Linked DNA regions of Mus musculus: all the other regions are linked to region 1. The links are chromatin loops, found by intact Hi-C in ENCODE. Cell type or tissue: heart. All regions are shown on one strand.

The links. A loop is a pair of places that touch in the nucleus more often than their neighbours do. Peaks named below come from ENCODE experiments on the same cell type or tissue, not always from the same donor. Only the 100,000 strongest peaks of a DNase experiment are listed, where the experiment ranks them.
Region 2: it touches region 1 in a loop (5-fold over the local background); 12 of 42 quality-filtered maps call a loop at or near these places.
Region 3: it touches region 1 in a loop (2.2-fold over the local background); 7 of 42 quality-filtered maps call a loop at or near these places.
Region 4: it touches region 1 in a loop (3-fold over the local background); 3 of 42 quality-filtered maps call a loop at or near these places.

The regions. Positions count from the first base shown.
Region 1 is chr17:15,061,015-15,069,014 of GRCm38, reverse strand. It overlaps Ermard (ER membrane associated RNA degradation), which reads right to left. Exons shown (of 18, transcript NM_001039552.3): 17 at 7,833-7,946; 18 at 4,783-5,413. The coding sequence ends at 5,398. Among named protein-coding and RNA genes, the nearest start is that of Gm35343, 8.8 kb to the right of the region's middle. In heart, a CTCF peak has its summit at 3,179 (motif pointing left); DNase peaks (open chromatin) are centred at 2,754, 3,224 and 3,424; H3K27ac peaks cover 505 bases; H3K27me3 peaks cover 3,068 bases.
Region 2 is chr17:15,392,546-15,400,545 of GRCm38, reverse strand. It overlaps Fam120b (family with sequence similarity 120, member B), which reads right to left and starts at 4,300. Exons shown (of 11, transcript NM_024203.3): 1 at 3,986-4,300. In heart, no CTCF peak of the experiment used is centred here; a DNase peak (open chromatin) is centred at 4,345; H3K4me3 peaks cover 2,047 bases; H3K27ac peaks cover 1,028 bases; H3K27me3 peaks cover 1,133 bases.
Region 3 is chr17:15,189,023-15,197,022 of GRCm38, reverse strand. Gm35502 (a long non-coding RNA gene) reads right to left here and starts at 1,883. Exons shown (of 3, transcript XR_385429.3): 1 at 1,750-1,883; 2 at 132-270. In heart, no CTCF peak of the experiment used is centred here; a DNase peak (open chromatin) is centred at 3,962; H3K27ac peaks cover 269 bases; H3K27me3 peaks cover 1,670 bases.
Region 4 is chr17:15,281,616-15,289,615 of GRCm38, reverse strand. It overlaps Gm35576 (a long non-coding RNA gene), which reads left to right and starts at 4,200. Exons shown (of 3, transcript XR_385431.1): 1 at 4,200-4,334; 2 at 5,549-5,657; 3 at 6,827-7,330. In heart, no CTCF peak of the experiment used is centred here; DNase peaks (open chromatin) are centred at 785 and 4,065; H3K27ac peaks cover 1,459 bases.

The DNA.
Region 1 (8,000 bases):
GTTGACACAGCCCCAGTGTGTAGGTTACACCCTGTTGGACCACAGCCTGATACCCTTACTTGTCCCCCTGTCCTTCACTTCTCTGGTGACTGGGAGATCAATTTTGGTAACACGTCTAGGTAACATGCAATGGGGGGGGGGGGGTTGGGGTGGTGGTGGTGACATGAGTGGATCACAGAGGTAGCTCACAGGTAACTCTGCTCCTGTCATTCCAGTCACAATGGCACTTGCCTGGGTCCCTCCTGTGGCCTCTGTGACTTAGTTTATCATCCTACAGCTTTACTCAGAGGCCAGATTTCACACACACCCCTTTAGGCTTGAAGCACCCTGGCTTTGGAAGCCTAGCAGCCTTTCAGGGCCCCATTTAGTAGCCCTGCACCTTGCCTGATCCCTATCAGCTCTTGCCTTGTCCCTTGGCCACCCATCCCGGCTGGGCCCTCATGGTCTCACTGTGGTCTCCTGAATGGAGTTAAGTCCTGGGAATTGCTGGAACCAAGCACCGTCCCCCACCCTTCTTACACTGGCATCTTGAGCACAGACATCAACCTCTCAAATGGACTTTCAGAGTCTGGCTGAACTTTGACCTTGTGTGAGCTAGATTGTGACTCATCTGAGGTCAGTTTGCTCAGCCAGCAGCTGACTGTGGTAACTTGAGTCAAGTGGATATGGAAATGGTTCCTTCCTCTACATCCTTAAGGGACCAGAGCATATTATCCCGTAGGTTCCAAAACGGAGAAGGGGAAGCAGTGGAAAAAGAGATAAAAGCACAGACGCCGTAACTGCAGACTCAGCAAGTCTGGCCTGCACAGTTCTGGCATTGGAGCACGGCCCTGGGCCTGTGGGTAGCCATGAACGCTGTTCTTCCTGGCAGCTCTTAAAGGGGTCCTTTGCCAAAAATAAAAAACTCATGAAGTTGGGTGTGATGGCACAGGACTGGGGTAGACTGGCTGATTCAGGGTGACACATAGAATATCACAAGCATGATAAGAACAGATTCCTGAATGGTTTTGAAATCTCAGGTCCTGGGTCTTAGAGATACTTCACTTGGAAAAACACAAGGATATTCAGGCACAGGACTTGAAAGCACTGGGGACTTCAGGCACGGGACTTAGCACAGCAGAGCTTAAAGGGGGTGGAGGGATGTGAGGTGTTGCACCGGATATTTAGCACCATCTGGACATGACCAGAACTTAAGGGAAGCAATATTCCCACCATTTGTCAGCCTGTGAGTATCACACCTCGTGGAGGACCCCTAAGGTGTGGCTTCACACCTCCTGTTCCCACCACTGACTAACACAGCTCACGGCAGCTGAAGATCAATATATAAACACAATGCAATGTTTCCATTGATTTAGCAGACCCCTCAGCCACTAACTTAGGTCCAAACCTCATCCAGGACATGGACAAGATGGGTCCAACTAAAGAAGAAAACAAAACTATTAGCTTTTCTACCATTTAAGGTAATACAGGAAAAATAAGCAAGCAAGCAAATAACAAAAACAGAGCCAAAAGTGTGAACTGCCCAGGTCCAGATGGATAGTCAGGATTTTGACTCCAACAAGACTGGCAACTAACATAGAGGCTCCTGAGGATGGGTTAGCATGGGACCATGGAAAATAATGTCTTAAGTGGGAAGTGAGGAGCCACAGCTTGTGGGAAAAGGCTTATATCTAAATAAATTCAATACTATGAGAATTTTACATGCTGAGACATGAGGGAGGTCCTAAGCTTGTTAATTAAGAGTGAAACAGAGAGATTGGAGGCCCCTGTGCCCACTATCCCTGCATCACCTGCAGCCCCTACCCTCTGCTCTGACTGGGATTTCCTGGACCTCATAACCTAAGGACTGGCCTTAGCATCACAGCCCTCCACTCCCAGTCTGTGGACTGTAGTGCTTTCTTGCTGATCTTGCATTTTGCTGGGCTATTTCTGTCTCCCTGCCAAGCTGCTGGAAAGGTTTTGAGATTACAGATTGCATTTCTGGGACTCAGAGGAACTGTCAGTGAGAGTGACCACTAAGCAGCTGAGGACCAGCCATCCCTGCCTCCTTCACAGGGGAGTGAGTTCCAGGTTTTCTCAACTAAGTTTTCTACCGTCCTCCTAAATGGAATTAATAACATTGTCTTGGGGGGTATTCAAAGTCCTGAGCAAAAGGCTTTGAAACTATGTAAGCTTTCTGTAAAGGTAGCATTTAATATTTATAATGGCAAGTCTATGCTTATAAGGATCCCCAAACTCTAATCATTGGCTGGCACAGGACTTCACTTTATGGGTAGCTTTTTTGAACTGAGCATATTTCATTTTCAATTAATTAATTATGTGTCAAGGGGACATCCTGTATCCATCCATTTGGAGAACTTCTGATGCAATCAAAGACTTATCTTAATTGGCCCCAGTCAATTCACATGGACACTCTACAATTCAGACACAGCCCATAGGAAAACTGGTTCCAGGCCCTCTAAAGCCCAAACTCTGGCGGTACCACAGTGATTTAGTTTCATTAAAATGTTTTAGTAGGGCTATAAAACAAACCACAGACACTCCCTTTTATCCGATGTAAGGAATTTTCTTTGTTAGTCCCTAAAAGCCAATCCCACACGGGCGGGCGCCATGCTTTGGCAGCAGTGTTGGCAGACTGGCTGTGGTGTCAAGGTGTGAATTCAGCCTGCAGCTGGGGAGAGTGGGTGGTTAGAAGCCAGTCTCCACTGCAAGCCTGCGCCCCTCCTTCTCTGCAAAGCTCAGTCCAGTCCCTTTAGACAAAGGGTTCCCCTCCCCCATCAGCAGTATGGTGATTGGTGGTTGGTTAATGGTGACCTTGGTCCCTCCCTCATTCTCCTGTCACCACCACTGGCCACGATGATGTCTTCCCCCAAGAGATTAATTCACACAATACAACCCCAATCTTCCCTCATGAAGATGGACAAGATTTTTAGACTGTGATTGTTCATGCCTTTCATCAATACAGAATTAAATGAACGGAAGGCCGAGCCTTCAGGTGAACGCAATGCTCCACAGCCCCAGTGGCCAGGCGCCAGTGGTCACTTCCCACTCTTGTCACCTTGGACCTACCTCTCTGTGGCCAGATGAAAAAGGAAAGAATTCCTTTTCCTGGAGTCACAGGAGTTGGCAGGAGACGTCTTCCCACACAGCTGGCAGATTACTTAATGAAGAGCGCCACCCTGTGTCTGACTAGAGAAAACACAATCAGGAAAGGACCTAGGAAGTTCTCTAAGGGAATCCAGCATCAATGTGTTCCAGGGTGACTTCCCCTTATCACGGGGTTCACCCCTCAAGGAGCTAAGCTAGACAGAGGCCCCGTTAGCAGCACAGCCCACAGTGAGACTGCAAGCTTCCACTGACGATCCTGTTGGGATACATAGCTTTGGCAAACTCCAGGTCGGTTGACAAGAGTGCTACCTGTGCCAGGTTCGGATCCATAGGTTAAAGAAACGAAAGCTACTCTCAGCTGGGGCTTCAGGTGAGGACTTGAGGGAGACCACTGTTTTCCCAATGGTTAATTCATGTAAGGCTGTGAACGGCTGGAATGTTAGTCACATACAGTGAAGACACGCACATAGCAACACACGCATCACACAGCCCAGTGTGACAGAGAGAATCCAAATCATCTATGAGGAAGAAAAGAAGAAGAGCCAGCATTGGTTGATACAGTAGGCACAGAGCAGAGCATCTGCTGCATCACTTTTTTTTTTCCTTCCTGTCAGTCAGATGAGGTATGCAGTGGCGATGTCAGCCTCAACACTGCACAGATGAAGACAAGCCCTCAAGGTTATAGAGCTCGCCCACAAGCCTGGTAAAATATGGAACCAGTATCTTCCTCTGCGCGTGCTCACTTCTCCAGCATTGGGTCTGCAATGCCAACCTTCCGGCTGACCTCTGCACTTCTGTTTCCTTTTCTAGGGTGACTCCTGAAATGATATTTTCTAGAGGCCACTGGCAGAGATCCACTCACAGGAGTTGAGGAATCTCTTGATCCAGGATTGAACCAGGCCTCAGACAGGGCAAAGCCTGCTCGACTCAGCACGCCTTTGTGGGATGTCACCTTCCTGAGATTTCCCATCAGTCTCCACAGCATGGCCCCCAGCTCTGGTTCTTTCTGCTCTCAGAACCCCAACCTAGAATTACAGCTCATCTCTTCCACTTTCTGCTGGACAACCTAGAGAGTTCCAGAGTGGTGTCTACCCAAACAGGCTTGTCCTCCTGGAACAGAGAGACAGTGCCTAGGACTACATGTTGAAAAAGTCATTCATTTTTGTTTTTTCTTTTTTTTTATTATCTTTTAGAACCTCTGTATGTGCTTCTCTTGGGTCTTCTGTTTGCTATTTCTTTTGCAGAGCAGCCAGCCATGAGCAGCACTACATGTACTTCAGGGCAGGGTGAGCTTTGTTTGCAAGTACACTTGGCAGTTGCCTTGGCCATACAGATAGCACCTTCAATCAACAGTTGTTCAGAATCTTGAATTTGTACCTGTATCATGCAATCACTTTCTCTTCTAATGTCATGCAGGAGAAAGCAAGTCTCTAAACGTCTATCACCTGGCCTCACTAACATACTACTGTGGTATGCATTTCTTAACACACACAAACTTTTATTTTATCTTGTTTTTTAAGGTGGAGGGGCTGGAGGTGGTCTCCTTACATCTACTAGGCTGGTCACAATCTTTTGATCCTCCTGTCTCTGACTCTCAGGCACTAGGATTACAGGCATGTACCACTATACATAAGTGATATCGTTTTTTTAGGAAAAATGAAAGGCAACATAGAGTTCATGGTAAACATTTTTAAAAATCATTTAATTAACAAAGCAGATTCAGAGGTGGGTTCCACTCCCTTGAAATGATGCAATATGATGAAATGGTCCAGGATACAGGACCTTGTGTTGCTGATGTGACACACAAGGACAGGTCATTATGCATGAGAGCCAGATGACCTAGAAGTGATGCAGAGCATGTCTGTGGACCATGTATCCTTTATGTGACTCATTGAAGACATGGCACCATGTAGATATTGTTCCTTTAAAAGATAAGGTGTTAAATCTGAGGGAACAATTAAATCCCAAGTGATGAACCGCAACTTTGTATTTTTACGTTCTTCCAGAGGTTGGCTGTGTGCTGGGGTGACGGTAAAATGCAATGGGACAGACAGGATGTGCAGCTGCCACCAAGTACCACCAAGGTCTCCTCTATAGCTCAGTGTCACGACCAAAAATACCTTGATTCGTGATTTCTTTGTCAGCTTATGTCAACTTTATTTGTGGTTTTTTTGGCTAAATGTATTAACATTTGTTTCTTCTCACTGAAAGTCCAAATCCTCAACAAAACTGCGTGTGTAAGAGTGGTGGCTTCACTCCACTTGTTCTTCTCTCGGCTGGTGTAGGCCACTAGGTTCTCAGTGTACTGTAGGACCAATTTTAAGAATCTGTTAAAGAGACAGTGAGGAATGGCAGTTTGTCTGTCCTGTTGTAGAATGTAGCAGCGTGCATGTCTTGTCTTCTCTTGGAGACATCCCTAACAATTACTCAACTGTGTTTGCATTCAAGAAGAAGAAATACATGCAAAATGAAAATAAGAGAAACTGATAGAGAAAGATCGTAACGCTGGGACCGGTGCTCTCCAAGCTGTGCTGGGTCTTAGAAGACATGAGAGTCTTTTCCCACTCAGATCTTGACATGGTGTTTCTAAGTGATAGAATGCAGTTGGAAGACTGCAGGGCCATGTGGCTCAGACTGACAGAGGCTAGACACATGGTGAGAGAAGTCCCACCCACAAGTCCCTCTGCTACTGATGCTGCATCCCTTGCCTTTCTTCCCTTTGTGTTGACCTGGCTCTCTGAAGAGAACCACCATTACTATGAAACACTTGCCACTGCTAAAACCAGTTTTCTTAAAGTTATTCCCTAAGATGGCAGCAAGTTCCACCTGATTATGATACACTTCGTTTCTACACGTCCAAGTTTATCCTCAGTCTTCTGAGGACTGTAGACTTTCCTGTTTGCACTTCTCATGAAGCTATGCTACAGGAATGGCACAGCGGAGCCCGAGGAGCCTCTGTCTGGGGAGCGGCTTTCCTCTGGGACAGGTCTACTCCTCAGGGACTCTAGGAGGCTGCTACTAGGATGTAGCCAGGTGTCATGGGTGACTGTCACACAAGACACAGACAGAGAAGCTACAAAGCAAGCACCACTGGTGCTAAGGCTGAGTACCCTAACGTACTTGCCACTAGTGCTAAGGCTGAGTACCCTAACGTACTTGCCACTGGTGCTAAGGCTGAGTACCCTAACGTACTTGCCACTGGTGCTAAGGCTGAGTACCCTAACATAGTTGCCACTGGTGCTAAGGCTGGGTACCCCAATGTAGTCACCAGTGGTGCTAAGGCTAAGTACCCCAATGTAATCACCAGCCTTGCACACACTTGCCAAGGTTCTATTCGTCCATCTGGGCCCTACTTTCCTTTCTGTTGCTGTGATAAAATAACCTGACAAAAAGCAACAAAGGGCAAGAAAAGGACTTATTTGGCTTAGAATTCCAGATGACAGTCCATCAATGCATGGAAGTCACAGTGGTAGAAGACTGAGATAGCTCGTCATACTCCATCCAAAGTCAACAGTAGAGACAAACAAATGCAGTTATGCTACCTGCTTGCTGGATACTCAGCTAGCCTTCTCTCTCCTCTTACATAGTCCATGGTCAAACCAGGGAATGGTGCCACCCACATAGGCTAGGCTCTCTCACATCAATTAACAATCAAGACAATTCTGACAGACATGCCCACAGGCCAACCTGTTCAGAAAATTTCTCAAATGAAACTTGAGACTCCAGGTCCGTCAAGTTGACAATGAAAACTACAGAGCAGGTGAGATGGTTCATCAGGCGCAGCCCTCGTCAAACAAGCCTGGTGACCTGGGTTCAATCCCTGGAGCTCGTAGAAAGGTGGAAGGAGTGGGTGGAGCTGTCCTTTGACTTTCACAATTCCCCACCTCACAGCCTCCTCCCCTAGATCAATCTAAAACTACTGCTTTTAATACTAGCACTTAGAAAGCAGAGGCAGGCTGACTTCTGTGAGTTCAAGGCCAGCCTGGTCTACACAGTGAGTCTGGGCTAGTCTAAAACACACACATACACACACACACACACACACACACACACACACACACACACACACACCCCTCTCATACACACCGTATTTCAATCCATAAGATGCTACAATATGTAAGGACTCCTATCCCTTGGCAAGTACTACATACAGGCAGCTAATATACGAAAAACTTGTGGACATAGATGAAGGCTACATCACAGCGCTATAGTCGACTGAGCACAGCATACCATTTGTACAGCCTGTCTAAGGGGTGTCATGAGCACTGGGATCTCTGCATGTGGGGTTAAAAGATTACTTTCAGATTCCCTAGATCTGATGTAGCTGGAAAGTAGAATTCTTAAGTTTGAAACTTAGTTACACAATTGTGGTCACTTGCATGTGGCAGGATCTGCCTCATGGCTCTGACTTCAAGACCTTCCTGCAAGCCCATCTCCATAGTCTTCACTCAGCTTGCACCTGGGCGCAGAACTGTAGCCTGGCAAGCTGAGAGGGTTCACTAGTAAACTAGGTTCAATTTTGTGATCCACAAACTTAGTATCCAATTGTACAGAGAAGACCAGCTAAGGATCAAGGAAAACCTGTGGAGATTTAAAAAAAAAAAAACCACCAAAGAAATAGCCAAGAGGAGTCCAAATGTCTTACACAAAGGAAGAGCCAAGAGGAGTCAAATGCCTTATAATGCCATCAGCACTGTCTTTTCTCCTTAACAGACGCACCTTACCTCAGATACTGCTGTTGTTCCTCAGCGCCCTTATCACGAACAGCATGGACACTGGCCAACTCCAGTGCAAGGAGCAACAAAATCAGGGAAAGCATGGGACATAAAAGTCTAACACTGAAAAAGAAAACAGGCAGGTCAAGGTTTTGACAAAGTCCTTTCCGTTTTCAT
Region 2 (8,000 bases), 330 kb before region 1:
GGAAGTTTCCGATTGCGATTTTGTGGCTCTGTGTGTATATGTGTATGTGTGTGTATGGGGGGGGTGTTAATTCCATACCATGTGACCTACTCTATTTGCCAGGAATCATAAGCACGAAGGCACCAAATAAAAGTATAATTATTATTCAAGGTTTTCTTGGGATTTGGCATGAGAGGTGAGCTCCTTTCTATGAGACAAAGCATGGGGTGGGTTTGTGGCCTAACAGTGGATACTCCTATAACCATGCTGGTAGATATAGTTAACGTAAATGTTAAAACTTATCAAACTAGGTAAATGTGTCAAGCACACTCAATAAAGGTGTTAAAGAGAGACTGCATTAAAAATGTACTATACTAAATAGTTGCAACATTTGAGATAGTGACTCTATGAAAAACTGAAATATAGATACAAAATAATTGAAGAGTCAGAATTCCGAATGTGGGAAAGTATCACTGAAATTCTTTATTTAGTAAGATGTACTTACCTAAGTCCCTGTACATAAATAAAAATCACTCTTCAGGCAGACAATGTTCATCAATAGTAAAAAGAATTCCAAAAGAAACCTTGCATCTTAATGGTCTATTTTTCCTTTTTTTTTTTTTTTTAAATATGGCATCAACCCACTAAGTCCTTTGATAAAATATTAACAACAACAAATCCTCAATATACAAAAAGCAACATAAAATAATGCCTCTTGAAGACCTAGGAAAGAGAGATTATCTCATCTTTAGAGTGTACTCACTGGTCAGGTGCACACACACACACGGATGCACGCACAAACACACACACACACCTGTGAAACAAACTTTCTGATGTGTAGTAAAAGCCTTAAGCACCATCATACCAACGAAGAAGCTGTAAAAACTCCAGGCTTAATAATAAAAAAAAAAGGCACCCCCACAGGACTATCGTTTTAATTTACTGGTTACTAATAGATACTGGATCCTACTGGTAGAATTTGAAGTTGTCTTTAGCAATTTAGACATCAAAAGTTAGGTGGATGCAAATATAACACATTTTGTGTTAAAATTTAAACGAAGCCTTGCTCATATTATTATTAAATATGATAGACACATACATTGTGTATCATCAAATTGTAATGACAATATTTGGGTTACTGCGGTACTGAGCCTGGTTACATGAATCGACTATCAGGGGATCGATTGATTGGATTCCTGGGTCTGGGTCCCACATTCAGGAAGTTGACACTTTCTGCGGCTGCTCTTGTTTTATAGTGTAGTGTGGGACTCCAACATGCGGGCAAACATTCTGCCACAGACTGACATCTCTACCCTGACAATTTACATTCATCTCTTGAACAGGGTGGGTTTGCCTTAATATGATACAACCCAGTATGGAGAAGGCAGACTTCGTAAAGGGAACCCATGAAGACAAAGGCTAGTCAATACGGACGGATGCGAGCACACAGCTCACAGAGGCTCTGTCAGTCTCTGCCTAGCTCTGGACTAAGCAGGACTCTCGCAGTTTACTGGGGATGGACAGACAAGCGTAAGTCTTACCCACCCAGAGACTCTATTTCTATTCAGTGAAGAAATGACACTTCACCCCCAGCTCTTCCCTGTGTGCTAGGATCCAAGAGACTCGTCCTAATATGATACCAGTAATAGCCACACGGTTCATGCCAGCGATTACAGAAGCCTTCCCCATCACTCCCAACACAGAAAACAACACATGTGTGGACAGACTGACAGGAGCTTCCATTCCTCCTCTGGCCTGGCACAGCATCGGTGTCTTCCATGTTTGAGCTGCTGCCCTCTATTGTCATTAAGATGGGGGCTGTTTTTTTTGTTTTTTTGTTTTTTTTCTGTTTCAAGTATTTTCTACTAAAGCTGCTAAGACACTGGGTTTCTTGATATATTCTTATTTTCCAGGAAGCCAGGCTCAGTATATTGCTTTGGCTTTAGTCAAGTGTTTCTGCTCCTCCCTTCCCCCCATAATGGAAAGCCTGCTGTTTTAACAGAGCAGGGACCAGTTCTTCCTAGCTTTTACCCTGTTAATTTCTCACACTGTGAACCACAAACTACCTCAGAAAAGTGGCATGCACACAACACGTTTAGAAAAGGTGTGGGGACTTGTGACATTAGAAGACATCCGGTATCAAAAGGGTCTTCAATTGCTAGATATCCACAACACCCAATTCCTTCCTGGAAAGAAAACGGAACCTCATAAGGTTCAGGAAGTCCCCCAAACTTATAACATTCATAAGGACCTGCCCCAAAATTACAAACGCAGTAACTGCTCAGGAAAGGAGGCTCTCCAAATAGCCTGGGGGGCCTGCGAGTTTGTGAAGAGAGCTTCATGGATGCAGTTTTCTTGAGTTCTTATTCATGCTAGAGTGGGCTTTCAGTTACCCATGTTCCCATAAAGAACTTCAATAAACATACTGGTTTGCTAAGCTAGACTTAGTTGGAATCTATTTTTTTTATTTTGTTTTGTTTTTTGTTTCTTGGTCTGCTGTCAGTGGTCTACCTGAGGTGAACAGGCATTTCTTTATGCTTCCTGAGGCATCATCTATCACATAGCACACAACTAGTACATTCTCAATCAATCAATCAATCAATCACCAAAAGACAGCTGTGGATATTAAGTTATTATTGTTTTTCTTTATTGCTAAAAGCATGTAATGAAGTTCTTTGTTCCCTAAAGGAGTTATTACAAGATGACTGAAAAAAAAAAAACCAACATACAAATAAATTAGGAATTTTACAGCTAGACAACAGGTTAAGTCTTAATAGGCATATAAGAAGTAAATAGATGCTGAGACAAGGAAACTCTCCAAATAGCTCACTCCTACTCCTACAACATAGTCGTCCTTGTAGGCTGCTCAAAATACAGCCTGAGAGCTCTGAGAATTCCAAGCAGTAGGGTGGGCTTTTCTACCCTGAAATGTCTCCCATACGCTAGGATCAATGCTTATTTGGAAAAAATAAATGAATAAAACCAGGGGCAGATGGATGTATTAAGTGAGATCAAGAACCAATTCACAGTTTATAGACTCCCATTATAGCCAGAGAGAGCGATGGAGAGAAATAATGCCTAACAATAAAATTAAAACTATTTATACTTGGTATTAAGTTCTGTAGCAACAATTGATAGCATTATGTGGAATGCATCCTTCTTACCAAGGTGGAGTCAACTCAGAAAGTAAATGAAATTAGTTTAGTATCTGCAACACAGAAGTTACAATGCTCTACCCAATGACCAGGCCTTTCTTTCAAATACCAAGCACACCTTGAAGATGGTGGAAATGGGGAGGGGAAAACTGGGACAAGAACACTTGCAAAGCAGCAACATAAGATAAATAGCAAGTTGTAAAGGCTCTATAATTATGAACAGAGGGGTGTTGTATTCACAGTACACTGAAATCAAGGACTCCGAAGCCAAAGCTTGGATTCGTGAACTTTTCATTATCAGTTCCATAAATATATCCAGACTCCAGTTCAGAGATAAGAGTAGAGTCTTTGAGTGTGGAAAATAAATGATTTCAAATGCTCTCCACGTAAGTTTTTTGGGGGGGGCCAAAGGTGTTCACAGATATAAACGTCTGGAAGACTGGCTGAACAGATATTTTTTTTAAACTGGGAGGTGCTATAGTCAAGGTGGGGGCAAGAGAAATAACGCATCAGTTGCTGGTGCCTTTCAAAAACAGGTAAAGAAAAAAGTAGCCAGGCGTTCGTACACTAACCTAATGTCAGTCGAGGTCAGGAGCTATCCTCTAATGGATGGGAGATAGGGAAAATGATGAGAGACATTGGACGTGGGTAACAGCAAGTCCCTAAGGTGGAAAGATCTGAGAGCATATGTAGGCCGAAATCAAACGGATGGTCCCCTCCCCAGAGGAACTCAACACAGCTGAGGCCCAGCCCCTTCGCCTCTCCATCACTTAAGGTCCTACAACCTCCCAACCTGGTTTCCAGTTACCAGTTCTTCCCTCCCCAGCCGCTACCAGAGTCTGAGAGTCTACCTCGCTGGTCCTCAGTGTCCTGCAGCTGGGCTCAGGAAGAGTCTCCACCCCGCTCCACCTGCAAGTGGATGGCTGCCTCTCCCCTCCACCCAGGGAGGAACAGCCAGGACGCAGAGAAGCCAGGATGCGGAGGGGCGTGGCCACGGCGAGGATAGTGGACTTGATGCTGGAAGGAGTCTGGGGTAGGGAGATGCGACAGCAGAGATCCAGGGCCGATTCCCCAGCCTGGCCTACCCAAAGCTCAGCAGTGGCCGCAGACTGCGTCAACCAGATTTCAGACCCACAGTCTACGGCGTGCTCACTTCCGCTTCCGTTATTGAACTTCCGCCCGGAGAAGTGTCTGGTTAGACAAAGTGAAGCTTGTGCTTATATAACTGGAAGTAAAGGACGAAGAGACGAAAGGGATGTAGTACGCAAGCGCTAGAGCGGGAGGCGAAGTGGGTGGCACCCAGGAAGAAGGAAGCTTTAACCCGTTGCCTAGCAACCGGGGAATAGCCTAGGACGCCTGCACGCCGCTGGATAGCCGGACTGGGAAAAGTGTGTTTGTCCCATAGGCTAAGTCTTCAGGCTGAGTGGCAGCCTGCACTAGCACTGGGTGCCTTGCTCCGGTAATGCACGCACACAGGCTGCAGCGGATAGTCACTGGAAACCCTTTTAAATGCCACAGACCACAGCTTGCAACCACGCAGAGTATGGGAAGCTGCGAGGATCCTGGTTTGGTCTTGAATCCCCTTAGGAGTACCAGTACTGAAAGGCGGCACAGCTTGGACAAGGAGCATCAAGGGCCGAGAGTCCACTTACAGAGTTGTCATAGGCAATAATGCTGGTCATTTTATTGGGTGAAGTGGCCATCCTTGTGGGCTACATTCAGGCTGTCTAGTATTTTGGATGGAAATCTCCAATAAGCTAAAGCATCCTTTGTGTCGGTAGCCCCCAACTTGGGGTGCTGGAAACATTTGGATCTCAAGATTACAGTTTTAGCTGTTGAGTCACAGCTTGTGCTAGCCTTATGGTAGAGGGGTTCTCTGCCTTTAGCTTTACAGCTCCAGGATGCGTCCTCAGCTGCCAGAGGTAGCAACTCGGTGACTTTCTGGGACTCTTTAGAGCAGCTGGCGCTTGCATTCAGTAGTGTTTTATCTTTTGCAGTTTCTGTTCTCCTCTATGCTATACTTTCCCAACACTCCCGTAGTCCTTCACAGTCTTAGCACTCCATGGCCTCTACAACAGCCCTCTATTGGTTTCTGTTGGGTGCTGTACCTGTTCTTTATGCAACCGACGCAAGCTACCCTACCCGGGATCAAGACTACAAGGAGGCATCAGTACCACTTGGAGTAAATTTTATTGGCAGCACAGGGGCAACTTGCAGAAAAACAAAGCAAAGCAAACAACCACAACAAAAAACTTTCTCCTGTATACTGCCATTGGGCTGGGGTCACTGAGTAGGGTGATCTAAGAGCCATCTCAAGGTGTCATGGTCAGTTTCCCAAGGCCATGAAACTGCTGGGTGGTGGTTGATTGTAATGGTTCCCCTGACTGAAACAAAGTCTCTGTGGCATCTACAGTTGCCGTGAAGTCTTCTCTGGACATTGGTAGCTAGAATAGAGCAGTAATCATTACAGTTGCCCTGACAACAGGCTGAGGAACCTTCAGGGGCAGCTACTTGATTGACAAGTCTCAAGTCTCCACAAAAGGTGAGACTAAACCTGCAACTGCCACCACCCTTATAGTGCCTCAGGTCTTCAGGGGTGGCAGCAATATCATTCAGTCTTAGAAGGTTTGGGAATGGCGAAAACCATACAATGGCTCCCAATTCAGCCTTCATCCCTGCCTGTCTTGGGGTAGTGTCTCAGTATTTTAGTTACTTTTCTGTCCCTGTGTTATAACATCATGACTACAGAGTCAGCCACCTTCCCAGTGAGGAAATGTGACTGGAGCAGCTGAGAGTTCTCATCTCCACATGCAGGAAGCAGAGTGAGAAGTGGGAATAGTTTCAAGGTTTTAAAACACCAAAGCCTACCCCCTCCCCAGGGACAAACTTCCACCAACAAGCCATCAAATCTACCAGAACTGTCACCAACTGAGGACCAAGTATTCAAACATCTAAGCCTATTAGGGGCATAATCATCCAAACCACTAGACTCAGTTTCTCCCTCAGGCAACTGATGCTCTAGCCTGATGACAGTTGACAGTATAGAAACCAAACTATTCAATATGTCTTGGTTGAATTTAGTACACTTGACGCAAGCTAAAGTTATTTGGAAGGAGAAACTTCAACTCTGTAGGATATTTTCTTGATCAATGATTTCATGGTGAAGGTCCCAGCTTACTGGTGGCAGTGCCACCCCTGGGCAGAGGGTCCTGAGTTGTATAGGAAAGCAGGCTGAACAAACCACAGGAAGCAAGGCAGTAAGTAGCATCCCTCCATGGCTTCTGATTCAGTTCCTGCCTCCAGATTCCTTCATGGCTTCCCTCAATGGACTGTGACCCAGGGTATATAAGCCAAATGAACCCATCCCTCCCCAAGTTGCTTTTGATTTTGGTGTTTTATCATAATAGTAGAAACCCTGATGGGTTATTGACTCATGGGATATTGCTGTGACAGACCTGACTGCGTTTAGGGAATGATGATGGAAGGACTTTGGAACTTTGGACTGGAAAGCTATTGAATGCTCAGAGCTGGGCTATTGTGGGAACTTAGAAGATAATGCTGAGGTCAGAGCAGATGATGTAAGTCTGGCTTGTGAATTTTCAGAGGGAGGTTTGAATGTCTCTTTAGGATTCTGTCAGGGCCATTCCATATTTTTAATTAAGAACTAGGTGTAGAGAATTGGCTCAGTGATTAAGAGCACTTGTTGCTATTGAAGGAGACCTAAGTTTGATACCCAATACACACAGGAAAACTTACCACAATCTATAATTCCAGTCCCAAGGGATTTGATGCCCTCTTATGAATTTCTAGGGCATCAGACAGGCAGGCACGTGTGCACACACATCCAAATTCACTCATTTACATAAAGTAATAAAAGAATCTGTGGTCCTGTTCAGCAGAAACCGAATAGGCTATGTTTAACAAGAGACCAAAACCATTAAAGTGAAACTTGCTTTGCTGGGACATTAAATACTGGCCAGCTGGTGCTGAAGGATCCTCCATGATTAAGAATTGACCAGCATAATTGAAGCAAGACCTAGGATGTGTTATATACCAGTGTCATCATATAGAAGTGCTGTCTAGCTGGGGCCAAGTACCTTGTACTGGCAGCTGAATTTGGTGATATATAAGAGTCTTCCAGCCTTCCAATATGGCCCAGTGCCCTGAGCAGACCTTGGGCATGAACTCCACAGCCAGTCCTACAACACCCAGAAGAAGTTTCACTCTCAGGCTCTCTAACACTCCCAGAATCATAGGATCAGAGGTGTCCTGAGCAGGCCTTGGGCGCTACATCTGCAGCAGGTCCCACAATACCCAGAAGAAGCTCCACTCCCAGACACTCTAACATGCCCAGGATCCCAGGATCCCAGGAGCTTTGTCACACCAGGATCTCAGGGTCCCAGAAGCAGCTTAACTCCCAGGAGCCCTGACACACCCAAGATCTCAGGATCTCAGGATCCCAGAATCCCAGAGACAGCTAGCTGAATTCTGAGTTCTGACACAATCAGGATCACAGGAAGGACAGGCTCCAGTCAGATATAGTGAGGGAAGGTAGCTCTAGAGATAATCAGATGGTGGGAGGCAAGTGTAAGAACATAAGCAACAGAAACCAAGGTTACTTGGCATTATCATAACTAATTCTCCCACCATAGCAAGTCCTGGATACACGATCACACCGGGAAAGCAAGATTCGGATCTAAAATCACTTTTCATGATGATAGAGGACTTTAAGAAGGACATAAATAACTCCTTTTAAAGACATACAGGAGAACACGGGTAAACAGCTAGAAGCCCTTAAAGACAATACACAAAAATCCCTTAAAGAATCACAGGAAAACACAAACAGGTGAAGGAAATGAACAAAAC
Region 3 (8,000 bases), 130 kb before region 1:
TGTTGTTGTCTGCGACATACTGACCACCTGAGAGGTGTGTATTTCTCTCTCTCTCTCTCTCTCTCTCTCTCTCTCTCTCTCTCTCTCTCTTTTTTGTTCAGGAGCAAGGAAAAAATGAGAAAGTCACTCACCCTGTAGCCAGACTGGCTTCAAATTCACAGCCATCCTTTTGTCTCCAACACGCTGGGCATTACGATTACAGACATAAACCACCAAGCTTTGTAAGGAGAATCTATGTCCGTTCCTTAACTGGATGCACAACTTTCATTTCTTGAAAAAAACAAAACAAAAAAACCCTTTATTATAAAAAATATTGCAAATTTTAAAAAGTATATGCTGAAATGAACCTGACCCCAAAGCAATACCAGTCTCTATAAGGTCAGATTAGACATCCCGAAGGGATGTGCTGAGGTTCACATTGGCTCGACATGAACTTTCAATAGCAAGTTTATTTTTGTGCACTTACCCACCGCATTCATAGCTCAGCTATAACTCTTGATCGTTACCTGCATTTAGGTTTGTTATCTCCTAATATTTAGCTCTCCTTTCCCTCTTTTCTACTTGCCATGTTCTTAACTCCACCACTCCCAGGTAGCCCCAGAGTAGCTATTTCTAGCCTGGCTTTTGTCTCTTTGGGAACAGAAGCTAGGATGAGACCCGAGCCTGTCTCCGGTCTCTATCGTTTTGGAAGGCGCAGGTGTACCATGATTCACTGGGCTACAGTTTTGCAGCCATGATGGGAGCTTCACAGTGGTATGAAGTTCCCCAGACCCCGGGTCCCATTTCCGTATCATTGGAACCCACCTGCTTTCTATGTGGCTGAGGGTGACCCTGGCACAGGAATGTCTCCCTCAAACAGACATCGACTACCTCTTGTTTTTACTTCCATCTCAACAGCCTTTTATGTTCCAGGAGGACACAGTCTAAAGTGTCTCCAAGTGTCCCTCCCCCATGGTGTGAGACAGCTGTTGCCCCATGGGTCCATGACTCAGGCCTCATGGCCCTTACAGAAGCCTCAGCTGCCACCTCTCCAGTCTGTGGCCCAAAAGCTCCATGTGGACACATGACCTTATTTAATTCTTGCACAGCACAGGGAGACTTTCCAACTCCCTGGCTCATACAAGGTTGTAGAACTGGGTCAGAGCAGAGTCGAAGCCATAGCTGCCCATGGGCACCATCCTACAGACCTTGTCCTATGGTCCTGGCTCTCAGTTTAGGATACATAGTGATGGGAGCTTCCTATTTTCCCATTAGCAGAATTCAGAGACTTAGGTACTGAGCCATGAGTGCAGCGGGGTTGGGAGGACTTCAGTTGTCTCCAGAGAGCATCGATTGGTCCCCTTGCCCGTGGGAAAGTATGACCTTTGTCTGCCATGTGGAAGCCCCAGGATGCTAGATATGTTCTCAGGATAGATGGTACATTTGAGAGACATAGGCACCCTATCCTTCCCTGTCATGGAAGGACCGTGGATCCCCAAGTGTCGCACACAAAGAGCTTTCAAACAGCAAAACTCAACAGGGTGGACACTGCTTGGGCCGGGCGCCCCCTCGGCGCCCCAAGAGGCTCCCTCCTGGCCCTCCCCACTGCAGCACAGCTGCCAGCCTTTGATCTAAATCCCTGCTGGACTCAGCTGTGCTGGCCGGCTCCTTCTGCATGGTGTCCTGTTGCCACCCCGGGCGGTCAGCCCTGCGTCCTCTTCTCCCCCCAGGGCCCTTTGAGTGAAGACAACACATGCAGGGTTTGCTTACCTTCCTGGGGCGAGAGCAGCCAATCCTGGGGACAGGGACAGTGCCATCTGACCTAGGGACTGCTGATTTACCTCCCACCTGGGGCTGATGGCTTACACAGAGGTGGCCACAACTCACCAGCTGTCACGCTCCCCAACCCCTCCCCCACTCACGCTCAGATGCCTGTGTATTTGGCCCTGTTCCCAGGGGGATTTCTTCAAAACCATGCAGGCTGGAGTGGAAATAGCAAGTGGGCCTGTGTGCTGGAGTTGAATTTGTGGTGTGGCTATATGTGTGACAGGCTGTGTGCTAGTGTGAATGGGCCTGTATATGATAGGGCTATGGGCTATGCTTGTGATGGGCTCTGTGTGTGTGTGTGTGTGTGTGTGTGATAGGTTGTATGAGCATAGGCTGTGTCTGAGAAGGGTTGTGTGTGAGAGAGGCAGAGCTATGTGATCTGAGGTTTTAATGTTGGTCAGGAATCCAAATGAGGAAATCTCTCTCCAGCTAGCCTTGAATGTCGAGACTCTTCAGTGAGCACCCGATTCCCGGGACACTGGAGCCCAGACAATCACCGCTTAATGGAGAAGTTCTGGGATTCATTTCCCAGGGCCTGTGCCGGATCGTCTTAGACACTTGTGGGGCCCGCTGCTTCAGCCTTTAGCCATCCTATCAGCAGAAGACTGATGCATGTGGTCCATATAGGAGCATGTTCATATCCCCACATGCCAGACCCAAGACTAGAAAAAATGACCTCTCTTGGGGTATCTATCTCTCCAGAGAAATTAAGACCCCTCGGAAGCTTCTATGTGATAAAAAGCTAAACTCTATCAGAAAAAATCAGAGTCCTGTGTTTATCTCAGAAAGTCTTCAATGATGGTTGTTTTAAACTTATGAAACATTTAGAAGTTTTTTTTCCCTAGTTACAAATACTATGTTGAGTCCCGCCGAGGAGCAGAAGAGAGCCTCCCTCAGCACGTGCATCAACTCCAGAGTGTCTATTTCTCTACAACAGACATAGTCCTGTAGCTTGTCTACCCCCGGAGGCTATGCCGCTGAGGCCTCAAGAAACCATGCATGCTATTTGCACAGTAAAAAGTACGTCAGTAATTTCCTTGTGAGTGAACCGTGGATGGGTGGAAAGACTCACTTTGACATGTTCAGATTTGACTGACAACACCAGTGCAGAGTTCAGAGTGAGCCACCAGCTGCGCGTGGGACAGCAGGGGAGGCAGGGCTCCAGGGCCACATTTCTGGGTTTGGCTGCTTTTCATGCCTCCACTTGCTTAGTGAGCCTTTGATACAACTTTAAATGGAAGGCAACATGATTTTTCCCCCCCTGTTGATGGTTTTCCTGGCGCTCCAGCTGTAGTTAAATGGATGTAGCAGAAGATCTGACAGATGGAAATGCTACTTCATACGAATGACTGTTTATTATTCATAAAGTTACATTTCCAGTAATTAACCGTCTTTGTGTCTCTCAAGAAGGGACTGTCACCAAGTCGGAGCCACTTTTCCTTTAACGGAAGGGTGGCTAAGGGAGATCTTGGGCTTAACCGAGGCTTACCTCTGTTTTTTCCCCCTGCTCTCAGCTTTTCCTGGGCTCCAGCACGGAGTTCAGTCCACTGACTGTTCACTGAACTTCAACTTTCCTGCAAGTTTCAACAGGTCTGGGCTCCCAGGATCAATTTGTTGACTGCCCTGAAATCTATCTCCACAGAGGGGTCCATGACCTTCAGAAGGTGCTTGGGACCAAGGTTGCTACCAGCTAGAGTGTGTTCCCCCTGGAGCACACCAAATAACGGTATCGGGGTCCATGGCCTTTGGCACGGAGGCCTTGCCAGCCACAGCTGCCTGTGACGGTCACCCCTTCTTCCTGGGCCCTGGTCTGGCTTTGAAATGACCTCATTAAGAAGACACTGTGACCATGTTTCTTCTGTCTAAAACACTGTGGTTCCAGGAAACGGGTAGCCCAAGTCTGAACTGCTCTACCTGGGTCTGTTCCACTTTAGACACCTTCTGTGCTAACTCCACCTGAGTCTCCCTTCTTTCTGGAACCTTCTTATACTTTTCCTTCTAGGACCCAAAAGCTCTCCAGGGCACCTGTGACACACCCCTGTTCTTGCCTCTGTACACTGGCTTCCCTCCCTCCACACTCACCTCTAGCCAAGATCTTTCCCTTCCTCTTGGTCCTCTCCAGACCCTGGAACGGTGCCTGACACAGCACCACTTTTGAATGTTTACTGAATGAAAGGAAGAAGGAGGGGGAGGAAGGGCAGAATTAGGCTCTCGGGGTTAATCGCCATTTCCGACACACATGCTACCAGGACTGCCTCCAGGGCAGCGTGTCACTTGTTACACATCCTGAACCTTTGCAAACCCACGCCACGTCATCTGCCTATTCAGAGTCCAGCATTTCCAGGCACCTCCACACCCAAAAAGGCACAGCCAGCATTTTCCTCTTTTGAAGGAAGTATTTGCAATCAGCAAAGCAAACAAGAAAAAAAAAAAAGCTTCGGGGGCCATGGCGAGGCAGGGAAAGTAGTGCTCACTCCAGCTCTAAGTCATGCTGTCCATTATGAGTGACAGACTAGGTAGACAAAGACTGCCTGACCATAACCTATTAATGTATGAATCTACATGAATGTAAGGCTTTGCTGGATGGACGGGTTAGCAACTAAGCCCTCGGACCCCAGCAGGCACCATAGTGAAGTCATGAGGAACCTCCCTTATGGTAACTCTCTTACAGCAGCTGACAGGAAGAAACCACGTAAGTTCTAGGGAGGACAGGATGCCCAGACACCATAAGGATCCACAACAAACTGATGACCAATTCTCAAGCCTTTCACCCAGGACCTCAAAGAGCTTTGTAGAAACTGGTCAGTCCTCAGATACTCCTAAAGGCAGTTGAAGGCCTCCGTGTCCACTTCCCAGATAGAGAAATCAAGGTAAAAAAAGGGTGGGATGGCACCTGTTCCTGCTCCTCCTGGAGAATTTGGGGGTTCTATGTTTTTACTATACCAGCATTGGTATATGGGTACCATAATTCGTGGTACCAGGAAGGCTTCTGGTTCCAGCTAGTGGGCAATTAGTGACTCTACTGAACTGGCCCTATCCCCAGCAGGGGAGGGAGTAGGTTTTTGCCCAACAGAGGTGGGGGCTTAGACGCTCCTTAGCTTGAGGGCACCCACGCTAATGACTGGTTAGCTTTGGTCTCATCAGATTCTGCTTTCTTTCTGGACAAGGTGGTGTCACTAGTCATTAGAGAAAATAAAAAGCAGGGAAGCCTGGCTGTGCTCCCCACAGCTCTGGCCAAGAAAGATCATCTCTCTAAGGGATCTATCTTTCCAGACAGCCCAGTTGTGATACAGACATGCTGGCATAAAAATCCTACTCAATGAAACACATAAGAATGAGAAGGGACCTGTATGGCTATGGTCTATCTTCTCTCTCCTGCAGCAGGGTTTACAACATGTTACTCTTGCAGTAAGATGCTGCAAAAACTAAGTGTGCAAGGCAAATGGGTATAGAGGGTAACTGGTGTTTGGTCTTTCAGAAACGTCAGCTCCAAGGCCCAGTCACCCACTCAGAGACCAAGACTTAGAATTTTTGCAAGTCACAGAAACAGATGCTGAGGGAGCCTACACGTTGCTGGATGCTCATAGCCTTGGGATTGGGTCTCTCTTCTCTCCATCCGTGATCCACCTGGTCCTTTCCCTGATCAAGATATCACATCTGTGATAAAGAGTTCTTAGAAACTAAGAACAACAAAATATAATACTCAGATGAATGTGGTAGTTCATGCCTCTAATCTCAGCATCTGGGAGACTGAGGCAGAACAACTGATATGAGTTCAGGGTGAGCGAAGATTCTAGAGTGAAACCCTATTCCAAAACAAAGCACAGAAGTGAAAGGACATCGCCTAGGAGCTTATGCTGTCTGGATTTTGATTCAATCGGTTTTCACTCGAGGTGGTGGGAAGTCCCTTCTGTACCTCTTGGTACAAGTGGTAGAAAGAATGAGTGAAGTACTATGCATGGTGGTGGATGTGCAACATGATAGGACTGAGAGAACACAGACCCTCCAGAGAAAAGCATCTCTTTGTTAATTCTCTGAATTTTGGTCACAGCTGGACTGCCTTCCTCAGACCACACATCCAGTGTTTTTAGGCCATTAGTGTTTTACTTCAGTTAAGGTACATTAAGAACTAACTTCATGATAGGAAGAGGAACTTAGTAGTCGGTTCTACAAACAGCAGGTGAGGAGGTTAGGAAGCAACTTCAATAAACTTGACAAGATAGAGGCTCAGGCATGGAGCCTGAGGCATGGTCCTCATAGTGATCAAAGTCTGGGAAGGAATTAAGCTCTTCGTTTTCTCTTTGGTAGAATGGGGAGAGAGTTGAACACAAAGTTCATCTGTCCACCCTGTGACTCAGTGTTGACTCCCAGACAGTGACAGAGTTACAGAAAATTCAATACCGGCTACCGTTCCAACAACCACAGGACACAGATGGGTCTCTGTGTGAAGACCATGTAGGTATTTTGGTGGAAAGTCTCCATAGATTAGGTGCCTGTCACCAGGTGGACGGTCCCTAGGTATACCTCTGAAGAGTTGTGGTTTTAGCCATTAGTTAGCCATACTTATGGTAAGTGGACAACATAACAGATACATGTAATTACTACCACCCTTCCCCCACCCTACTCCCCCACATACATACAACCAGGCCATCCAACAACAAGAGCATTCCAGTATAACCGAGAGACGTACAACCATACCATGCAGCAACCTGGGCATCTCCACTTCAGTCAATGACCAGGGTATCCCCTCACTACCATAAGTGCACTGAAATATGCTTCTGGTATGACCCTGTACTCTGTGTCTTGTGTACCTGGGGGCTGCATGGCAGATATGTCTTTCTATCTTTCTGGCTATTGCTTGGTCTCTTCCTCAGGACACATACACCTTGATTCAGGTTCCTGGTCCTAGGCACAGCCCAGAGAGCCTGGGACAAAGCCTTTGTGTCGGTGCCTTTGTGTGGCCACATGTTCAAAGTATTCTGGTTTGAGGGAACAATGGCCCCACCTGCTGCCCATGCAGGGGCCTCCAGAACCTCATTATCCTCCTGACCCCAGCCTGGGGATTGTTATCACCTGGGGTCCTTGTCCGGGAGACAAGAGGGTCAGAGTCTGAAAACCAGCGGCCACCCCCTGTAGAAACGCCTGTGCTCTCGGCTCCTCCATGCCTCTCTGTGGTCTGAGTCCTAAGTCTAGAGCCACACTGCTGGCTCCGGTGTGGTCACCAAAGCTTAATTGTCCTCAGACACTGGGGAGTGCTGATGTGCCATTCTATTCCAAATGTATCCACTCATTGTCTCAGAATTGAAAACACTTGTTGTTCCAAAGGGCAAATAGGACCCTGAACTCACCTTCGTAGGAGAACCCTTCCCATGGCCTTTGCTGGTGCTCCCACCTGGGCCTCCCCAAGGCTGCCGGCATCTCTCCCAGTGAGGCAGGTTCTGGATTAGAGAGGACAAGTGGAGGGGAAAAGCCCCTTCGTTATCCTAGGCCATGAGAGAATGGAAGGGGAGGGAGGGCCAGCCAGCCACAGTCCATGTGGCTTCCCAGGACCCAGGACAGGATTTTTATTTATAAAGCTAGACTGCCATTCCCAGGACTCAGGAGCAGTGTGGGAGGTGAGGCTCTGCTGCTGATGGACTTTGGGAACCTGGGATATGGCCCATGTGGAAACAGAAGGCGAAGTGGGTCTTTTGGAGACATTGGATAATTGAGAATGACCTGTGCTGAGAGCTGAGGACAGGGTAGCAAGGACCGATACTGAACTATACCTGAGGCTCTGTGCAACGCAGGGTGATGCTGTGCACATAAGCTGCCTACTACACAATAAGAGTACTTCGCCTAGGGTTGTTCTAGCTTAAAAGGAACCAGACTTTCCAGCATCCAGCATGCAGCCTGGCATTCAGCAAAGCTCACATTAATTTCCATTGTTTCTCTGTTTTGCCTGTCATCGGACCTTCATTATCCCAGGCGCCACACCATCCTCACCCCAGACCACACCCTAGAAATAATGACCTGGTCCAGGGTTACAACTCAGGCAAAAGCAAAGCTCGACAACATCAATAATGCCTGGTGTGTGACAGTCCACACTCCCACAGCCAAGGTCCCAGATCTGTGCACCGAAGGGTGTCCAGCTTCCCAGGCTGAGCACAAAGCTCATGACAGAGTCCTTGCACCCTGCTCCCCATGGAGACAAT
Region 4 (8,000 bases), 220 kb before region 1:
GTTGTGACAATGAGTGGCCGTGAGGCTGTGGTTGTGAATGCTTCCTGTCTACAGACAGAAAGCCAGGTTCTCCAGTGCGTGAGGCTCTCTGACCTATGCCATATCCAGCTCTTCCTGGTGTTCTTGGGCCCGGGCAGCCGAGGATGAAGACTCCTGCCTGTAGTTCTGATACACCCCCAAGTGATTTGGACGAAGCAATCTTGTATACAGTAGACTGGAATCACTGAACTCAATAATGTATCTCTTTGCAATGATGACCTAGGGCAGGGGCCAGGAAGTGTTTGTGAACATATCCGCATCCACTTAACTATGAGACTTTACACCCTGTCCAAGGCCAGTGAGATGAGGCCCGCCTGCACGCACAGCTGTGTCCCACATGGTGGCATGTGTTCCTGACTTACTAGGCATGATTTTGGGGTAAGGCATTGTGTGGAAGAGGACAGTTGTGGCTCCCTTGACGGGAGCTCTGCATGGGTCTACCTGGCATCAGAATTGCTGAACCTGGAACTTCTCAAGGGACCCTGTTGGGAACAGAGGTGATCTGTCTCCCAGTCAGCATAGATATTGGTAGCTGGGGAGATCTTACTTCGTACAGAATCCAGGGACAGGTCAATTTCCTGCTGGTTGCTTCTTTCCTCTAGTGCTTCCTGAGTGGCCAGTTTCTAGGCTCATCTTCGTAGCCCCCAGAGAGGCTAGTCCAGTCTGAGTACAATGGACCAATGGTGTCAGTCCTGTGTCTCCTGATCTTGGCCCCTTCACCTACTTTCCACACCCTCAACTTCCTTGTCTTCCCAAGAGGCCTGATATCAGATCCCCATGGTATCGGTGGGAGTAATATGAAAACAGAAACTAGCTCTGGCCAACGCTGGAGTGTAGTACCCCTGGGCAGGGCCCCTTAAAGCTGACGAAAAGCACGTCAACCATTCCTCCACGTAGCTTCTGCGATCTGTGGTTGCTACCAGAGGAAAGATATTATTGCGTATTGTAGCTGAATTTGCTCCGGGTACCCTGATGCACTATACCACACAATCGCATACTCTGGTACTTTATTTCCCATGGATTCGCTTGCTTATCTGTTATGCATCTTAACTATTTTCTCAGACAATGGACAAGTGCACCGGCCATCCATCCCGTGAGGCTGCTGTGTATTATGTTGCACCAAGGCTGGGGTCCCAGGTAACTTGGAGACATTAATTATCACTCCACAAAATGTGGGCATTAAGGAGGATTTGGCCTCATCTTTGTCAAGAACGAACAGCTGTGCAGGTGGTCTGATTGCCTCCAGGTCCTGCCCCTAGCTCCCTCGGTGTCTCATTTTTAATTTTTTAAAAAGTGAAATCTCTGTTTTCTTCCGTAAGACTGACTTTGTATTTGGCCTTCTCCATCTTCTTTATGGAGAGGAAATTTTACAAAGGTTCAAAGCCAGGATGGGATTAGGGTCTTGGCTCAGAGGAAGAGAAATTGGATAGGTCCACACATCTTTGCTTGCCTTTCCCACTCCTAATATTGGCAGGACATTGGCCTACACACGCACACGCACACGCACACACACCCCTAGAGGTAGATAACTGGTTTTCAGACCCTACTGAGTTTTGACATACCACTCAGTGCAAATGGCTGCATGACACACTTGGGGTCCCCTAGGTGAGATCAAATTTAAAGGGTGGCTATGTCCATTGGAGGTAAAAATATTCTGAGTGTCATGTCCATCTGATGTCAAGGTGTTTTGAGGCCCCTGTCTAGCTGAGATGAGGGTGTTCTAAGCATCATAGCCAGTGTTTCATAGTTGTGTCTAGTTGACATGGAGGCATTCTGAGGGTCATGACCCTCTAAGACAAGGGCATTGTGGGGGCTCCGTGCTATTGAGACAAGAGTGCTTTGTAGTTGTGTCCTCTGGAGATGAGGGTCTTATATTGTGTTCATATCTAGTGGAGCCACCCTGCTTGTGGGGAAGCTGCTCTGTATAAACTAAGTTCTGTTTCTCCGTCATGATCAGAGCCCCACGGTTCCCATCTCAGGCAACCCCAAGAGGACCTGGCACTTGAACTGGTACTGCAACGTCACAGTCTCAGTATAAACTCACAGAGCCTCTGTATAGTCTGCTTTTCTACCAGCCTTGGGTGCTTTCTCTCTTTGAGAAGTTCCGTTCTGACTTATAACATCCACACCTGGAAGCCTCACTTTTGCACAGACTGGCCCAAGCATCATGGCTTCTGAGCCACATAGCTGACCAAGACTGCAGCTCATTCTACAGCTTCAATCCCAGAACATCATTCTGCAGACCCAAAGCCATTTTCTTTATCTAGAGTAGGTTTTGAAGCCCATGCCTAGGGGGTAGGCCTCACTGGGAGAGTTATCATCGTGCCCTGGGAGCTGGCCTGACCCAGCCTCCCCAAAGCCTAGGCCTCTTCCTTTCTGAGGCTTAGCTTATATCTATGACCTGCTTAACATCTCAAAGGTAGAGGTTTTCAGTGTTTCTAATTTTTTTTTCTGTCACAGCAAATAGTTTCACTGAACATAAGGTCTGAAGAGATGGACCCATGGTTAGGAGTGCACACTAGTCTTGCAAGGGAAGAGTTTGGTTTCCAGCACTCATGCCAGGCAGATCACAACGACATATAACTCCAGACCCAGAGATGCTGCCACCTCCACTAACATCCTTGGAGCACCTGAGCAGAGAGCAGGCCACTGTCTTTGTTTTGGGGGCCTAGGGAAGGGGTTCAACTTCGTGAGCTATGTGGGAGAACAAGGGCAAAGAATGTCTCATGTTGTGTTCATATTCATGTCTCATGCTTCCAGCCACACCAATCTAAGCTCTGATGGGTGGTCAGTGAGGGTGCTCAGCCCTCTGGAGACACACCTGCAAGGGTCATGCAGATGGTAGCAGCAGAGGCTGAGGCTCTGGAAGCTGCAGGAAGCCAAGGGTTTCTAAGGGAAGCAGAGCATCTCAGAGACAGCCCTGGGTCCACAGAAAAGGCCCCTGTGACCAGGTTTTTGATGACTGTTCCGATGCATCATGGGATAAAAAAGCAAAGTCTACTACAGAGCCTGAGGTGTTGGCGCTGCACTGGAGGCTCTGGCAGTGGGTGGGTGGGACTCAGAGGTTATCCTGGGGATTCGAGGACCAAGTCTGAGATGGGTTCACCTTTCTGGGTTTGAAGCACACATGGTCCCCAAGCAGAATGCCAGGTTGATGCTTCAAAAGCTGTAGACTTGGTGGGAAGGTGGTGTGTGTCTGGGAGGCCCAGAGGTGGCTGGAAGTTTTTAGGAGAGATATATAGATATTTGAGCACCTATGGCTGTGTCCCAGACACCTTATTGATGAAACAGCATAACCTCCAGCCAAGACTTTCACTGGGAAAACTTGCAAGCATTGTTGAGCAGTACCTTTGGAAGGTATGGTCAGAGGCTCAGGTTTGCCTCTGGGCTTGGATTTGTAAAAAGGATTCCCTCTCCACCCATTCCTGGGGCAACATCTGCCTCATTTCAGTACCAGAACGCCAGGGTGCAGCTTCATGGGATATCTCGGGCATTAAGACTGCATGCCCAGCAGGGCAAGATACCCTCCCCATAAACTCCTTGGAGGCACTACTTTTACAGCCGTAAGCAATTGCTGGGATTTGATCCACAGGCAATGGTCTTACCCACTGAGCCACCACTCCAGCGCGAGGTACTACATTTGTTTATTACAGTGGGTGTGTTTGTCATAGAGGCCCAGGGGTATCAATACCATGTCAGAGCAGCTTGTATTCTCTCAGAGGGCCTGTCACCAACACCTGACACCATGACCTGGCATGTTACATGACAAAAATGTGGAAACACTGGGCTGGGAACAAACAAGGGTATGTGCACGTGGAGTGCAGGGGTTTATGTCTCTTAGTCTTTGAATGACGTAAGAATTGAGCCCCCAGTAGCTTTTCTTAGCAGCCAGGATGAGACAAGAGGGTGGGGGAGGGGAAGAGACATGGTTCAGCTAAGCTGGTAGAGTTTCTGACTGCCTGTAGCTCCTGGGACTGTTGCCAGTTCTACTCACAGACCAGGCTGGCTTCAAGCCAGGCTGGCCGATCCAGGCTAAGACCAGAGCATGCTCCCAGCTCCCACATGCCTTACACAGCTGGCTGCTCACTGGCTCACCATAAATAGAAAATAGTGTTTGGGTCCTCCTGTCAGGGTAAGGCAGGCAAAGTCCTGGCCAGGAGAGCCGCAGCACCCAGCCACCCCTGGCCTTCCATGTCCTTCCTCAGTGCAGGAGGATTCCCGAGGTGTTCTTTCAAAGGCAGGACCATGGAGCAGTACAGGAAGTATTCTGCTATGGAGTCAGAATTTAGCTTAAGGTACAGAACCAATTGGACGTTGGGTATTTCTGCAGCTTGGTGTGTGAGGATAAGGAAGAGGTGGACAAGGGTACTGTGGCTGTGTCCTGTTCCTGCTCTGGGTGCTGGGGATTGATGCCTGCCTTTTCTTCTGTGTTGTATTGTTCTGTTTCTCAAATATGGTAGCCCACTCTTACTAAGGAAGCAGAGCTGGGAACATGGGGTCATACCTCAGGAACAGGAGCCTCTGTGGTGGTTATTCATCTGCCTCAGCTCCACAGGGGGTTTCATCTTTCTGAGCAAGATCATTGTGGTCCCTTGATGAGCACCTTGCTGGCTGCCAGGTGTGCATGACCACATGACCTCATCTCTTAACTTCTCTGCCATCAAATGAAACAGCCCAGACATTTGTCACATTGCTGTGCCAGGACTTGGGCAGGCAGGAGGGGGGGTTCTTTAGACTCTGACATAGGCACATTTTTGTTGTGACTCATCCAGTGTCTTCACACTTGTGCCTCAAGGTGGAGACCCTGGTGAAGCCTGCCCTATGCTCAGCTCACTGGGCATGAGACTTACATTTGGCAGTCACCTTCCCTGATATCAAAGCCTGGAGGTGTAATTTGTGGAAGAGTAGAGTCTTAGCGTTGTAAATAAAAGGCACCTTAGGTCCGGGTGTCACTGATGAGGAAGTAGAGCTGAGAGGGGAGAAGTCAGACCCCTGCAGCTGTCAAGATGTTAGAGGCAGAGTGTCTGGCAGCCCTGTGAGATCTGCCCCCGGGGCAAGAGGTGAGGCCACAGAGGGGCCGTTTTGGAGGACAAATGAGTTGGAACTCCTACTAATCTGTCCAGGACTGTGGCTCTTTCCAGCCACCATACATTTATTCCCTGAAGGAGCCTCTCTCTTTCACATACCACTCTCATGGTTCCCACCACCTTGGATGCTGTCTGCCTGTTAAGTTTGGTCCAAGACCAGAACTCCATCCATATGCAGTTTTTTTCCCTCACCAGAAATAGATACCTGTATATATTTCTTATGAGTGTGTTTGCTCGCAGTGTAAGGTTTTGCTTCCTACATATATGCATACAGTGTATGCTCAGGCAAGCCTGCCTTGTGAATAGTACATACAACTTCCCTTGCCCTACCTATGGTCTTGGGAGCTAGATTTCAGTGGGGTATGCAGTCAGGAAACATGGCACTCCTTGTGTTCATTCAAAATGAAATACCTCTCTTACAGAGTTCACAGGAAAAATGCACAGTGTACAACTTTAAGTTACTTGCTTGTGGAACAGAAGAACAAAAAAGAATTGCCACAGAATTCAGACTTGTGGAGTGTAATCACCCAGGTATTACATTTCCAATAACACAGGATTATTGCAAACTAATTTTTACCCTTCTCCTAGGGGTGAGAGTGATTCTGGAATGTTGCATGTTGTCTCAGGTCACTACTGCTGTGATAGAACACAGCAGCTTGGGGGAGAAAAGACGTTGTGGTCCCTCATCCACACCTGTCAACGCAGGAACAAAGGCAGGCACTTAAGCAGAAGTCATGGAGGAATGATGCTTGCTGGTTTGCCCTCATGGTTTAGTCAGCCTGCTTTCTTATACCTTCTAGGACTGCTTGTTCAGGGGTAGCACCACCCACTGTATACATATATCTAGGAAGCAAATACTTACACTGTGAGCTAACACCCACCTTCTCACATCAATCATTAATTTAAAAAATGCACTACAAGCCAATCTGGTGGGGGACATTTTCTCAGTTGAGGTTCCCCTCTTCTACAATGATGCTAGTTTGTGTCATGTTGATATAAAACTAGCTAGCCTACATGTCCTTCTGGAATTTTTAATATGTATACAAAATACAAGCAACATTAATTATGGATTACAAGTAAAATGTTTACTGTAAATAGCCTCACTTATGCAATGTATTCTATACCATGCTTATGTTGTATTTTTTTCCTGCCTGTAGTTAACAATGTGTGCTCTTTATAAAAATCCTTAAGTTACTTTGACTACAGAATGCCTGTAGTCACACCTCCCCCAAGTTGTCATAAATAGCAGGTACGAGCGGTACCCAGGCATAAAATACACAGTATTTATTTTACATGAATAATGTACACTAAGCAATGTAATCAAATTGCTTTTGTCAGCAAGAGCCCTTGGAACAATTTAACACTTAAATAAGTTCCTAAGGTGGCATTAGCCTTCATGTGCATTGTTTACTTGTTTCCACTTTTTCAAACACTAGCACACAAATATACTCCTCATATACCTCTGTTCAGTTTGGACACACCATCAAGTTCTAGAAGTGAAATGGTTAGATTAAAAAAAGATAAAGACAGTGAGCATTTGATATTTTGACGGTTACAATTAAACAGATTGCCAGGGAAAGTATGTATGCTAAACTCTTGCCAGCAGGCAATTCTGATTAGTCTCTTAGTCTCTCCACATGGGAATGTATTGGTCTTTTTTCTTTTTTTACTGGTGTGTAACTTTTCTGATTTACTCACAGAGTAAGGCCAGCCTGGAATCCAAATCAGCTGCCTCCTGTATGCTGTGTGGAACATGCCGGCTGAATCCCAGGCTGTTGCAAGATCTCCTCTTCCCATAATGGGGTACAAAGGTAGCCCCTTTCAGGTACCTTCTCACCATCTTCTCAGCCTTGAGGACTGAATTCCTGTTCCAGCAGAGATGATTCCAATCTTCTGTGACCCCTGGCCATCATGTGGTCCCTGGTTAGCAGGAGTTCATGTCTGGGAATGCGCTCAGTTCAGGATGTTGTCTTCTGGTTTGCCTGGAAACATCCCTTCTTCCCTTTGGCTGGAAACCTGAACTGAAGCCATTTCTGGTACTATAGTCGAAGAGGAACCTTGTGTGGTGCGTGGCTGCTCTAGTTCCACATGAGCAGCTGTTTTCCCCAGAACTGTGTCAAGATGGCGAAGAATTGTTTGAAGTATTACCAAGTCTAAGGCCATATTCTACACATGCTGAAGGCTTGGGTCACCCATCCTTCTAGAGGCAGAATTCCGGTGAAGCCAGTATCTCAAGTATCCAGGTTCCCTTCATGGGTCCTTTCTCAGATTTTAGAAGGATGTCATGCTCATAGCTTGGAGTTGGTTTTTTTTTTTTTTCTTTTTTTTTTTTTTTTTAATAAGGGAGCTTGAACATTTAAGTTTTGGGTCTTCCAAAAATCTAAATCAACCCCACTTTCAGACAGAGAATTTTCTTTTTGTCATTTGGCTTCTTCCAACCACAGAAAAAACAGGGAGACAAACAGTTATTATGTTTAATGTTAGGTCACTTGGTTAGAGGAGGTATAGCTCTGGGATTATAGAGTTCTAAAGGGCTGTTGGTCTTCAGTAAGTGGAGATTGATTGATTAATAATGTCTGTCTTGGGTGTAGGCAGGGATGAACTGTCCTGGTCGTCAAGTATTTATGTGCTGGTCAGTCATCGATGATGTTCTAGTTTGCTTTCTATTGCTGAGTTGAACACCATGACCAAAAGCAACTTGGGAGTGTTATTTGGCTTACAGGTCTGAATCACATTTGGCCACTAAGGGAAGTCAGAGTAGGAAGTCAAGGCAGGTCTTGGAGATAGGAACTGAGTCAAAGCCTTAGGGGAGTGATGCTTACTGCCTTGTTCCCCGTGGTTTGCTTAAGCTGCTTTCTTATAGAACCCAGGACC